Regions from separate parts of the Homo sapiens genome. Here region 2 is linked to region 1. A link is a loop called in an ENCODE intact Hi-C map of the cell type or tissue named here. Cell type or tissue: PC-3. All regions are shown on one strand. Links, peaks and the distances in the headings refer to the core of each region. The heading gives the core; the rest is flanking DNA.

Region 1 (5,384 bases), core at 149-5,148:
CGTAACCTTTCCACTTATTAGCAACATTTCCTTCACTTAAAAGTTTTCCTTTTCTTAGGCTGTTGGCACATTTGACCGCTCTCCACTTTATGAGTCCTTGGAGAAATACATAGTTCTTCAAATATGGAGACAAATTTGGAGACAACATTCAGAAGCGTCTCAAATGACTTATAACTTAAAACTTAGGCTTAATCATAATTTCCATTTGGGGAAATCAAAGAAATGTTAAGTAGCAGCATGATGCATTCCTTTTCACCTATAATTCAATTTATTTATATTTTTTAAAATGAGACCTTAATGTTTATTACCTTTAGCAGAAATAAAAAGAAATCTTGCTTGTCTACTGCAATATCTTTTCACACTTAAGAAAACTCTCTGCTGGAAATAGACTGCCTTAGAGAAAGTATGTCTGTCTTGTGCATTGACATGGCACATAGCAAAAGGCATCACCTGCCCTCACGAATGCTCATTACCTGGATATCATCTTTTACAGCAAGCCCTAGAAACAGTGCCTTCATAATGCAGCCTATCTTCGGCTTTTGTTCAAATTGGTGAAAGTAGGCTAACTTCTCTAGCAATACTCCTGAAACCATATCAGCTCTTGCTGAATATATTTTTCCCCACATAAACCAGTCAAGTGATCAACTGGACAGGCGACCTTCTTAACAGTCATTCGGGCTCCCAGGTGAATGCAGGTTCTCTCATCTTCAGCAGATTTCGATACCCTGTAAGCCACCATCTTGGTAGACTTGAAGTGAAGCATACATTGAGGAGAATGTGTAGTAGGTTTTCATAGTCCAATCTTGGTAGTAGCACATATCATTTCTGCTTCCTTTCTTTTGGCTAGAATTTAGTACATGGCCACACATAAGTAAAAGGGAGGCAAGAAAACATGATTTGGCTTGACCTTGTATCCAGAAAGAAGAGAGGCTCATGCATTTGGGTGATCAAGTGGTCATTTATGCAACACCTGTTCAGGCTCATTCAGTCTTTACTGGTGCAAGAAAGGAATATCTTACTTTTGGATAGCTCATTTCAAGAAACCTTGTGTCTTCTAAAAGGAAATCCAGCTGGGCCATTTCCAGTTTTCAATTCCAGAAAGATGATCAGATTTCTCCTAATGAAATCGGGACCACTGATATCAAGCACAGTATCTCCAAGTAGATACAACTTAGAGATTTTATAACATTGGTAACCTTATTTTCTGTGTCTGGAAAAAGTCAACCATGTTTGTTTCTGTGTAAGCCTGTATTCTATCCAATCCATTACTGACAATTTTAGTGCTAGGTTGAAAAATTCAAGGTCTATAGAACTGGCTTGAGCTTTTGGGTTTCAAAATTTATCAGGTTTCCTAATAGAATATTTTTATTTACTTTTATTTTGGAAGAGTTAAAGTGAAAAACTACCAACTGTGTGACTCAGATGCAAAGGAATGACATTGGTGAAATTGGAGGCTTTGGATGATGTCACACAAATTCACACAAATTCAGTTTCCCATTATTCAAAATGAACATTGCTTTTCTAGTAATGAGTTATGCCAAATTCATTTTCTTCCTATTTCTTTTTTGTCCATTGATTTACTCATTTTGGAAATAAAAGACTGCTAAAGTTAAAAAAAATAAAAGTTGCTTCTAGCAGGAGAAACCATCTAATCTAATATAATAATGTAATATAATATAATCTTGTGATGACTCCAATCAGTAAGAATTCTGAATTCTGCCTCTTCGCTATTGTTAGCAAAGGTAGCTTCTCCTGTTGGATTTTTGATGCCTCCTCTTGATGTAATGCCTAATAATGATTCCCCAGCAGCTGGTATTCTCAATCTGGATCATTTTAGAAGGACTTTGAATCTTTGCTGAGCTTTCTTCTGGTAGCTACAACTGTGCAAACTCTTTTTTAAGGAAGTTTCTTCAGTAGGTGACCAACTGTCCTAGTTTGCTTGGGGCTCAAGGGTCTTCCAGGATACAGGAATTTCAGTGATAAACCAGGAAAATCCCAGGCAAACCAAGATGAGTTGGTTATAATCTTATGGTTCTTTGGAGCAGCCAGGTAACAACAGCAGCACAAGATCCCATACTTCCTTGCTTTCCTCTCAACATCATTTTTACTTTCTGTGAAGTAGCAATTGGCAGTGCCAATTTACCTTTGGCTTAGTAGAAAGCATTTCTCCAATTGTGGTTACATGCAACCTGAAGCAAAGAGTGCTTTTTTAAATTCAAATCCTTGAGTTCTACCTCAGATCAACCCTCAAATCTCACAGATGGAACCTGCAAAACCACATTTCTAATAAGTATTTTATAGGGATATCTGTATGCATTAAAGTTTGGGCTGTATTTCTTTATGAAGTCTATTTATAAAGTAGCAAGAGAGAACTTCTGTTTTTAGCTATCTGGATCAAGTTTAGGTAATGACAGAGTTGACAAAAGCCTCATACTTATTTTTTGATGTATTGAACTTATTTAAGTAATACAGGCACTTATGTAAATAAGGCCTCAAGTTGTGGTTACATGCATACTTTGGGGTATACATACCTGGGGTTTACCAAAATCCTGCCCCATGCAGGAGTGCTTGGTGTATAAATGGGATTCTAAACATTGTTTCAGAATCTTCCCTCCAACTCTTGCCCCAGGGCAATTATTAGATGTTTAATCTCCAATCAGGCCCTCCTTTCTCTTGTATATTCCATAGCTGCCATTTCAAAATTATCATTATTGCAGTCATATCTATATCACTATCAAATTCTTTAAGGGAAAGCTGCACTCCTCCCAACCCCCCTCAACTCCTACTTCTTTCTTTGTCCCATCTTCCCCTTCACAGGAGTCATCACCATGAGAGGACCCTCCTACCCTGGAATGTGAGCACAGTGGGAAGGTCCTTCTCACCCTGTGTCAGCACAGTATTTACAGCTCTTCTGAGACACACCGCTGGCCGCCTCCACTCCCTTCTCTGCCTGTGGGCTGGGTAGTGAGTTTTTCTGTGGGGGAGAAAGGAGACAATGATTAGCATTCCCTCCCATCTTTACTTCTAGGCTTAAACTTCTTTCTTTAATTGCCAAGTATTAGCTAGAGCATCCCATTTCTGCATGGCTGACTCCCTCCAATTTATTTTCATCATTTTAAGAAAAATCCAGGGAGAGCGAACAACCTGTTGTGGTCATGCTGGATCATTCCACTAGATGGCACGCTTAGGTTAGCTTTGCTTCCAGTTTCCATAAATGCAGGATTTTTACAGTGAAGCAAAAGCTGAGTCATAATTTATGTTTCATTATTTACTTGGCTGGTTAGTGAAGGGGTGGGTTGCCCCTCCACACCTGTGGGCGTTTCTCATCAGGTGGAACGAGAGACTTGGAAAAGAAAGAGACACAGAGACAAAGTATAGAGAAAGAAAAATGGGCCCAGGGGACCGGCGTTCGCATACGGAGGTCCCGCGCCGGCACTGGCCTCTGAGTTCCCTTAGTATTTATTGATCATTATCGGGTGTTTCTCGGAGAGGGGATGTGGCAGGACAATAGGGTAATAGTGGAGAGAAGGTCAGCAGGAAAACATGTGAACAAATGTCTCTGCATCATAAACAAGATAAAAAGTGCTGTGCTTTTGATGTGCATATACATAAACATCTCAATGCCTTAAACAGCAGTATTGCTGCCAGCATTTCCCACCTCCACCCCTAAGGCAGTTTTCCCCTATCTCAGTAGATGGAATATACAATCGGGCTTTACAGGGAGACATTCCATTGCCCAGGGAGGAGCAGGAGACAGATGCCTTCCTCTTATCTCAACTGCAAAGAGGCCTTCCTTCCTCTTTTACTAATCCTCCTCAGCAGGGACCCTTTATGGGGGTCGGGCTGGAGGATGGTCAGGTCTTTCCCTTCCCACGAGGCCATATTTCAGACTATCACATGGGAGAAACCTTGGACAGTACCTGGCTTTCCTAGGCAGAGGTCCCTGCGGCCTTCTCCAGTGTATTGTGCTCTGGGTACTTGAGATTAGGGAGTGGTGATACTCTTAACAAGTATGCTGCCTTCAAGCATTTGTTTAACAAACCACATCCTGCACAGCCCTTAATCCATTTAACCCTGAGTTGACACAGCACATGTTTCAGGGAGCACAGGGTTGGGGGTAGGGTTACAGATTAACAGCATCTCAAGGCAGAAGAATTTTTCTTAGTACAGAACAAAATGGAGTCTCTTACGTCTACTTCTTTCTACACAGACACAGTAACAGTCTGATCTCTCTTTCTTTCCCACACAGTTAGAAGTACTACAGAGTTTTACACTGTTTCAGAAATTAAGATATGTACTTTACTGTTGAATCTGACTTAATTATATTGTAATACATTGGGGGTTACCTTATAATGTAGGCAAACAGTAGTAAGCAGGTGAATGCCTTTATTGGGTCCTCCTACTATTTGTTGTGGTAAATTAAACAGCCCAGAAGGAGCAAAGTACCTCTTTCCCAGAGACAGAGCTTGGGTCTTACTATAGCTCTCACTGAGACAACTCTATTTTCACCAGTAGCCTCTCTTCTCTTCCAACTCTTAAACAGCACAGCCCGCTGTGCTACCCATTTTCATTGGTCATCTTCCTTGACTCTCTCTACTATACAAACTAAGTTTTAATAATAATTTTGGTTATGTTTCATATTCGCTATTACATCTTATGACTTTAATTAAAAGACATATTTTCAGAAGAAGTGATTAGGGGTTTGGAATAAGATAGTTTTATATTTTTAAAAAATATTGTATTTTATTTTTGTATTACGTCAGATTCAGGGATGCATGTTCAGATTTGTTAAACGGATATATTACATAATGCTGGGGTCTGGTCTTCTATTGACCTCACCACACAAATACGAAACATCATACCCAACTGGTAGTTTTTTCAAACCTTGCCCTCCTGTCTTCCTCCCCGCTTTTGGAGTCCCCAGTGCTGATGTTTCCGTCTTTATATCCACGTGTACCCGTTGTTTAGTTCCCACTTACAAGTGAGGACACGCGGTATTTGATATTCTGTTTCTGCAAAAATTAACTTAGGATAATGGCCTCCCCTGCATCCATGTTGCTGCAAGTAACATGATTTTGTTCTTTTTTATAGTTATGCTGTATTCCAGAGTGTGTATGTACCACATTTTCTTTATTCAGTCCACTTTTGATGGACACTTATGTTGATTCCATGACTTTGCTATTGCAAAGAGTGCTGCAATATCATGAGAGTGCAAGTGTCTTTTTGGTGAAATGATTCATTTTTCCTCCAGGTAGATACCTAGTAGTAGAATTGCTGGGTCAAATAGTAGCTTTTTTGTTTGTTTGTTTGTTTGTTTTAGTTATTTGAGAAATACTATACTACTTGCTGTAAACGCTGAACTAGTTTACATTTCTACCAAATGT
Region 2 (5,384 bases), core at 149-5,148, 380 kb before region 1:
GGAGGCCCGACACAGTCTCTACTGAGGCACTACCTAGTAGAGCTAAGAGAAGGGTACCACGGTCCTCCAGACTCAAGAATTGTAGATCCACTGGCAGCTTGCACCTTGCATCCAAAAAAGCTACAGACACTCAACTCCAGCCCATGAGAGCAACCTCTGGGGATAAACCCGGTAAAGCTACAGCAGTGGAGTTTTCCCAGACCTTGGAAGTCCAACCCTTACAGCATTGTACCCTGGAGTCAAAGGAGATTATTTTGGAGCTTTAAGATTTAATGACTTCCTTGCTGGGTTTTGAATTTGCATGGGGATTGTAGCCCCTTTCATTTGGCTGATTTCTCCCTTTTGGAATTGTAGTGTTTACCCAGTTCTGATACTTTCATTGTATCTTAGAAGTAAATAACTTGTTTCTGATTTTACAGACACATAGGTGGAAGGGACTTGCCTTATCTCAGATGAGACTTTGGACTTTTGAGTTAATTCTGAAATGAGTTAAGACTTTAGGGGACTGTTGGGAAGGCATGATTATATTTTACAATGTGAGAAGGACATGATATTTGGGAGGGGGCAGGGGTGGATAAATATCTAAATACAACTTGGTTATTTGTTCCTGCCCGAGTCTCATGTTGAATTTTAATCCCCAATGCTGAAGGTGAGGTATGGTGGGAGGTGTTTGACTTATGGGGTGGATCCCTGATAGCTTGATGCTGTCTTTTCAATAGTGAGTTCTCATGAGATCTGGTGGTTTAAAAGTGTGTGGCATCTGCCCCCTCTCTCTCACTTGCTTCTTTTTTTTACCTTGTGACATGTCTGCTCCCTAATTGCCTTTTACGATGATTGTAAGCTTCCTAAGGTCTCTCTAGAAGCTGAGAAGATGCCAGCACCATACTTTCTGTAAAGCCTGTAGAACCAGGAGCCAGTTAAACCTCTTTTATTTATAAATTGTCCAGTCTCGGTTATTTATTTATAGCAATGCAAGAATGGCCTAATACAGTCTTCCTTTGAGAAGTGTCTGTTTATGTCCTTTGCGCGTGTTTTAATGTGGTTGTTTTTTGTTTGTTGAATTGTTTAAAAATTCCTTATAGATTCTGTATTTTAGACCTTTGTCAGATGTATAGTTTGGGAATATTTTCTCCTATTCTATAGGTTGTCTGTTTACTCTGTTGATAGTTTCTTTTGCTTTACAGAAGCTCTTTAGTTTAATTAGGTCCCACTTGTCAATTTTTGTTGTTGTTGTTGTTGCAATTGCTTTTGGGGACTTAGTCATAAATTTTTTGACAAGGCTGATATCCAGCATGGTGGTCCCTAGGTTTTCTCCTGGATTTTTATAGTTTTAGATGCTACATTTAGATCTAATCCATCTTGAGTTAGTTTTTGTATATGGTGAAAAGTAAAGGTCCGGTTTTATTCTGGATGTGGATAGCCAGTTATCCCAGCACCATTTATTGAATAGGGAGCCCTTTCCACATTGCTTGCTTCTTAAAAAATTTGTTAAATATTAGATAATTGTACGTGTATGGCTTTATTTCTGAGTTCTGTATCCCAGGGGTTCCCATCTTCCAGGTTATGGACCAGTAGCGGTCCATGGCCTGTTAGAATCCAGGCCTCACAGCAGAAGATGAGTGGTAGGCAAGTGAGTGAATCTTTGTCTGTATTTACAATGGCTCACTGCTGTTTGCATTACTGCCTGAGCTCCACCACCTGTCAGTTCATCAGCAGCATTAGATTCTCATAGGAGCGTGAATCCTATTGTGAACTGAGCATGCAAGGGATCTAGGTTGCACACTCCTTACGATAATCTGGGGAGTAGCTGCAAATACAGATTAACATTTGCAGAGAGTTTTGACTGCACAGAGATCATAACAAATCAGTTGCTTACAGAATCATATAAAAACCCCATCAGTGAGTGGCAAGTAACAATCAAACTGCATTTGGTGGCAGGCTTTATGGTGTCAAGAGAGTTGATGTACTTCAATTATACAGCTGCAACTTATGGCAGATTTTTAGTCAGAATCCAACACTTATTTTAGTCTGTGTGTGGCCCACTCATTATTTTATTTATCATTTCCATCCACACCTCTTTCCTGCACTGTGCACTTGCCTCAGTCACAGTTTTTGTAAGCCCACAAGATAACCTCAGCCAAAATGAGTAAAAGCCAAACATCACCGGAGAGTTTATTTGAAAACCGTGAAAGACTCTTCAAATGATGAGACATCAGAAGACTCTGTAAGACTGCCAACAAAAGGAAAGTTGCATCTAAAAGAAAATATCAAGATTTCCACTTAAATCACGAGTTCATTGCAACAAATGATTCACATTCTCCAAGTCCATTTTGTATAATATTTGGCATCTGGCTATACAATGAACCCATGAAACCTTCAAAACTTCTTTGTCACATGGAGACCAAGCACCCTGCACTAACCTTTGGTGTTTGTCAAAAGGAAAAACATGTAGAACAGAAGCAGTTATTGAAGGCCACCACTTTATCAAACGTGCCTGCGCCGACGGCATCATTCTTAGAGACTAACCACATCGCTAAAGCAAAGAAGTCCTTTGCTATTGATGAAGAGTTAATCCTGCCTGCTGCTAATGACATTTGTCATGAAGTTTTAAGAGAGGCTGCAGTTTAAAAGATGACACATGTTCCTCTTTTGGCTAGCACCATAACCAGACAATTAGATGAAATAGCAGAGGATACTGAGAAGTAATTGTTGGAGAGGATTAATGAGTCACCATGGTACACAATCCAGGTTGATGAGTCTACTAATGTTGACAACAAGGTAACAATACTTGTCTTTATGCGATATATTTTTCAGGAGGGTGTGCATGAGGATATGTTATGTACACTTTTGTTGTCAACCAACACAACAGCTGCAGAACTATTCAAGTATTTGAATAATTACATCTCAGGAGAATGGAATTGATCATTTTGTGTCAGTATATGCACAAATGGAGCAGCTACCATGACTGGACAGCTTTCTGGTTTCACTACTCAGGTCAAAGAGGTTGCTTCTGAATGGAAGTTATGCATGGTGGCATCCTTAAAGAAATGCTGGCTAGCTCAAAAATGTCACTTGAAATTAATGTTTTGCAGGATATGACTAAAATTGTCAACCACATTAAAGTGCATGCCCTTAACTCACATCTGTTTGCACACGTACGTGAGAAGATGGATGCAGAGCATGCATGTCTTCTCTTATACAGAGAAGTGAGATGGCTTTCTAAAGGTAGATCACTGGCCAGAGTTTTTGAGCTATAAGAGCCACTCCAAAGATTTATTTTAGAAAACACCCACCACTGGCAGCACATTTCAGTAACACAAAAAGTGTCCTCACATTTGCTTACTTCTATGACATATGACACCTCAACAAACTCAACCTGTCACTTCAGAAGAGAACAATAATTGTGTTCAAGTCGGCAGATAAAGTGACTGCATTCAAAGCCAAACTGGAATTTTGGATGCAACAAGTGAACACAGAGATTTTTTATATGATTCAGACAGTAGCAGAGATTTTTGAAAGAGACTGAGCCAAGGCCTCCTTTCTCCGAGCTGCTGCATCATTGCCTATCTCAGCTTTCAAAAGAGTTTGAGCATTATTTCCCAACCACAAAAGACCCCTGAACTGAGAAGGAATGGATCTGTGACCATTTGTGAATAAGCCAGGTGAATTGACTTTGGCCAGGCTAGAAGAGGATCAACTGCTTGAGACTGCAAATGATGGTGGCCTTAAAAGTACATTTGAGACAACTTCAAATCTCCATACATTCTGAATTAAAGTCAAAGCTAGATATCCTGAGTTTGCCAGAAAAGCGCTGGAAAGCCTGCTTCAATTTGCAGCATTTAATCTTTGTGAAACAGGGCTTTCTGGAGAGATAGCAACCAAAATGAGATTACTTTGTAGACTGGACATAAGCAACACACTTTGCATGTCACTGTCTTCCATCACCAACAAATGGGGCCATCTATTTGCAGGAAAGCAAGCTCAGGGCTCCCACTGATTCTACTTTGTGGTGAGTTGTATAATTATTTTATTATATACTAAAATGTAATAATAATAAAAATAAATTTCACAATAAAGGCAATTTGCTTGAATAATCCAGAAACCATCACCATGAAACCGGTCACTGGTGCCAGAGAGGTTGGAGACCACTGCTATATCCTGTCCCATTGGTCTATTTGTTTTTGTACCAATACCATGCTATTTTGGTTACTATAGTCTTATAGCATAGTTTGAAGTCTGGTAGTGTGATACCTCTGACTTTCTTCTTTTTGCTTAGGATTTTCTTGTCTATATGGTCTTTTTTATGTTCCATATTAATTTTAGAATAGTTTTTTTTCTAATTCTATAAAAAATGATGTTGGTAGTTTGGTAGAAATAGTGTTATATCTGTAAACTCCTTTGGGCAGTATGGCCATGTTAATGATGTTGCTTCCTTTAATCCATGAGCATGGAATGTTTTTCCATTGTATTATCTCTGATTTCTTTCAGTGGTGCTTTGTAGTTCTCTTTGTAGAGATCTTTCACATTCTGGTTAGATATATTGCTAGGTGTGTACGTGTGTGTTTGTGTGTGTATGTCTATTGTAAATGGATTTGTATTCTTGATAGGGCTCTCAGCTTCAATATTACTGGTGTATAGAAATGCTACTGATTTTTCTACATTGATTTTGTATCCTGAAACTTTACTGAAGTCATTTATCAAATCGAGGAGCCTCTGGGCAGAGTCTTTAGGATTTTCTAGATGTAGAATCACATCATCAGAAAGTGAGGTATTTTACTTCTTTTTGTGTGTGTGTGCCTTTTATTTCTTTCTCTTGCCTGATTGCTCTGACTAGAACTTCCAGTACTGTGTTGAATAGGAGTGGTGATAGTGGACATCCTTGTCTTGTTCCAGTTCTCAAGGAGAATGCTTCCAGCTTTTGCCCATTCATTATAATCTTGGTTGTGTCTTTGCCATATAGGGCTCTAATTATTTTGAGTTATGTTCTTTAAGTGCCTAGTTTGTTGAGAGTTTTTATCATTAACGGATGTTGGATTTTATCAAAAGCTTTTTCTGTGTCTATTGAGAGGATCATATGATTTTTGTTTTTAATTCTGCTTATGTGGTGAATTACATTTATTGATTTGCATGTATTAAAACAGTCTGGCATCCCAGTAATAAAGTGTACTTGATTGTGGTGAGTTACCTTTTTTTATGTGCTGCTAGATTTGGTTTGCTAGTATTTTGTTGAGGATTTTTGCATCTAGGTTCATCAGGGATATTGACTTGTAGTTTCCTTTTTCTGTTGTTGTTCTGTCACTGCCAGATTTTGGTATTAGAGTGATGCTGGCTTCATAAAGCTTTGCATCATGCATGAGGTATGGGGGAGTCCCTACTCCTCACAT

The links. A loop is a pair of places that touch in the nucleus more often than their neighbours do. Peaks named below come from ENCODE experiments on the same cell type or tissue, not always from the same donor. Only the 100,000 strongest peaks of a DNase experiment are listed, where the experiment ranks them.
Region 2: a loop joins it to region 1, with 3 times the contacts of the local background. A loop is called at or near these places in 1 of 110 quality-filtered maps.

What each region holds. Positions count from the first base shown.
Region 1 is chr12:85,465,656-85,471,039 of GRCh38, forward strand. All of the region lies in intron 4 of LINC02820 (long intergenic non-protein coding RNA 2820), which reads left to right. It overlaps LOC107984537 (a long non-coding RNA gene), which reads right to left and starts at 3,980. Exons shown (of 3, transcript XR_001749238.2): 1 at 3,921-3,980; 2 at 2,883-2,974; 3 at 1-2,189. RefSeq lists an enhancer at 3,092-3,141. In PC-3, for the core only: a CTCF peak has its summit at 3,169 (motif pointing right); DNase peaks (open chromatin) are centred at 1,456, 3,226 and 3,986; H3K4me3 peaks cover 820 bases; H3K27ac peaks cover 3,584 bases.
Region 2 is chr12:85,090,301-85,095,684 of GRCh38, forward strand. All of the region lies in intron 11 of LRRIQ1 (leucine rich repeats and IQ motif containing 1), which reads left to right. Among named protein-coding and RNA genes, the nearest start is that of LRRIQ1, 57 kb to the left of the region's middle. In PC-3, for the core only: no CTCF peak of the experiment used is centred there; DNase peaks (open chromatin) are centred at 2,221 and 2,791; H3K4me3 peaks cover 636 bases; H3K27ac peaks cover 2,833 bases.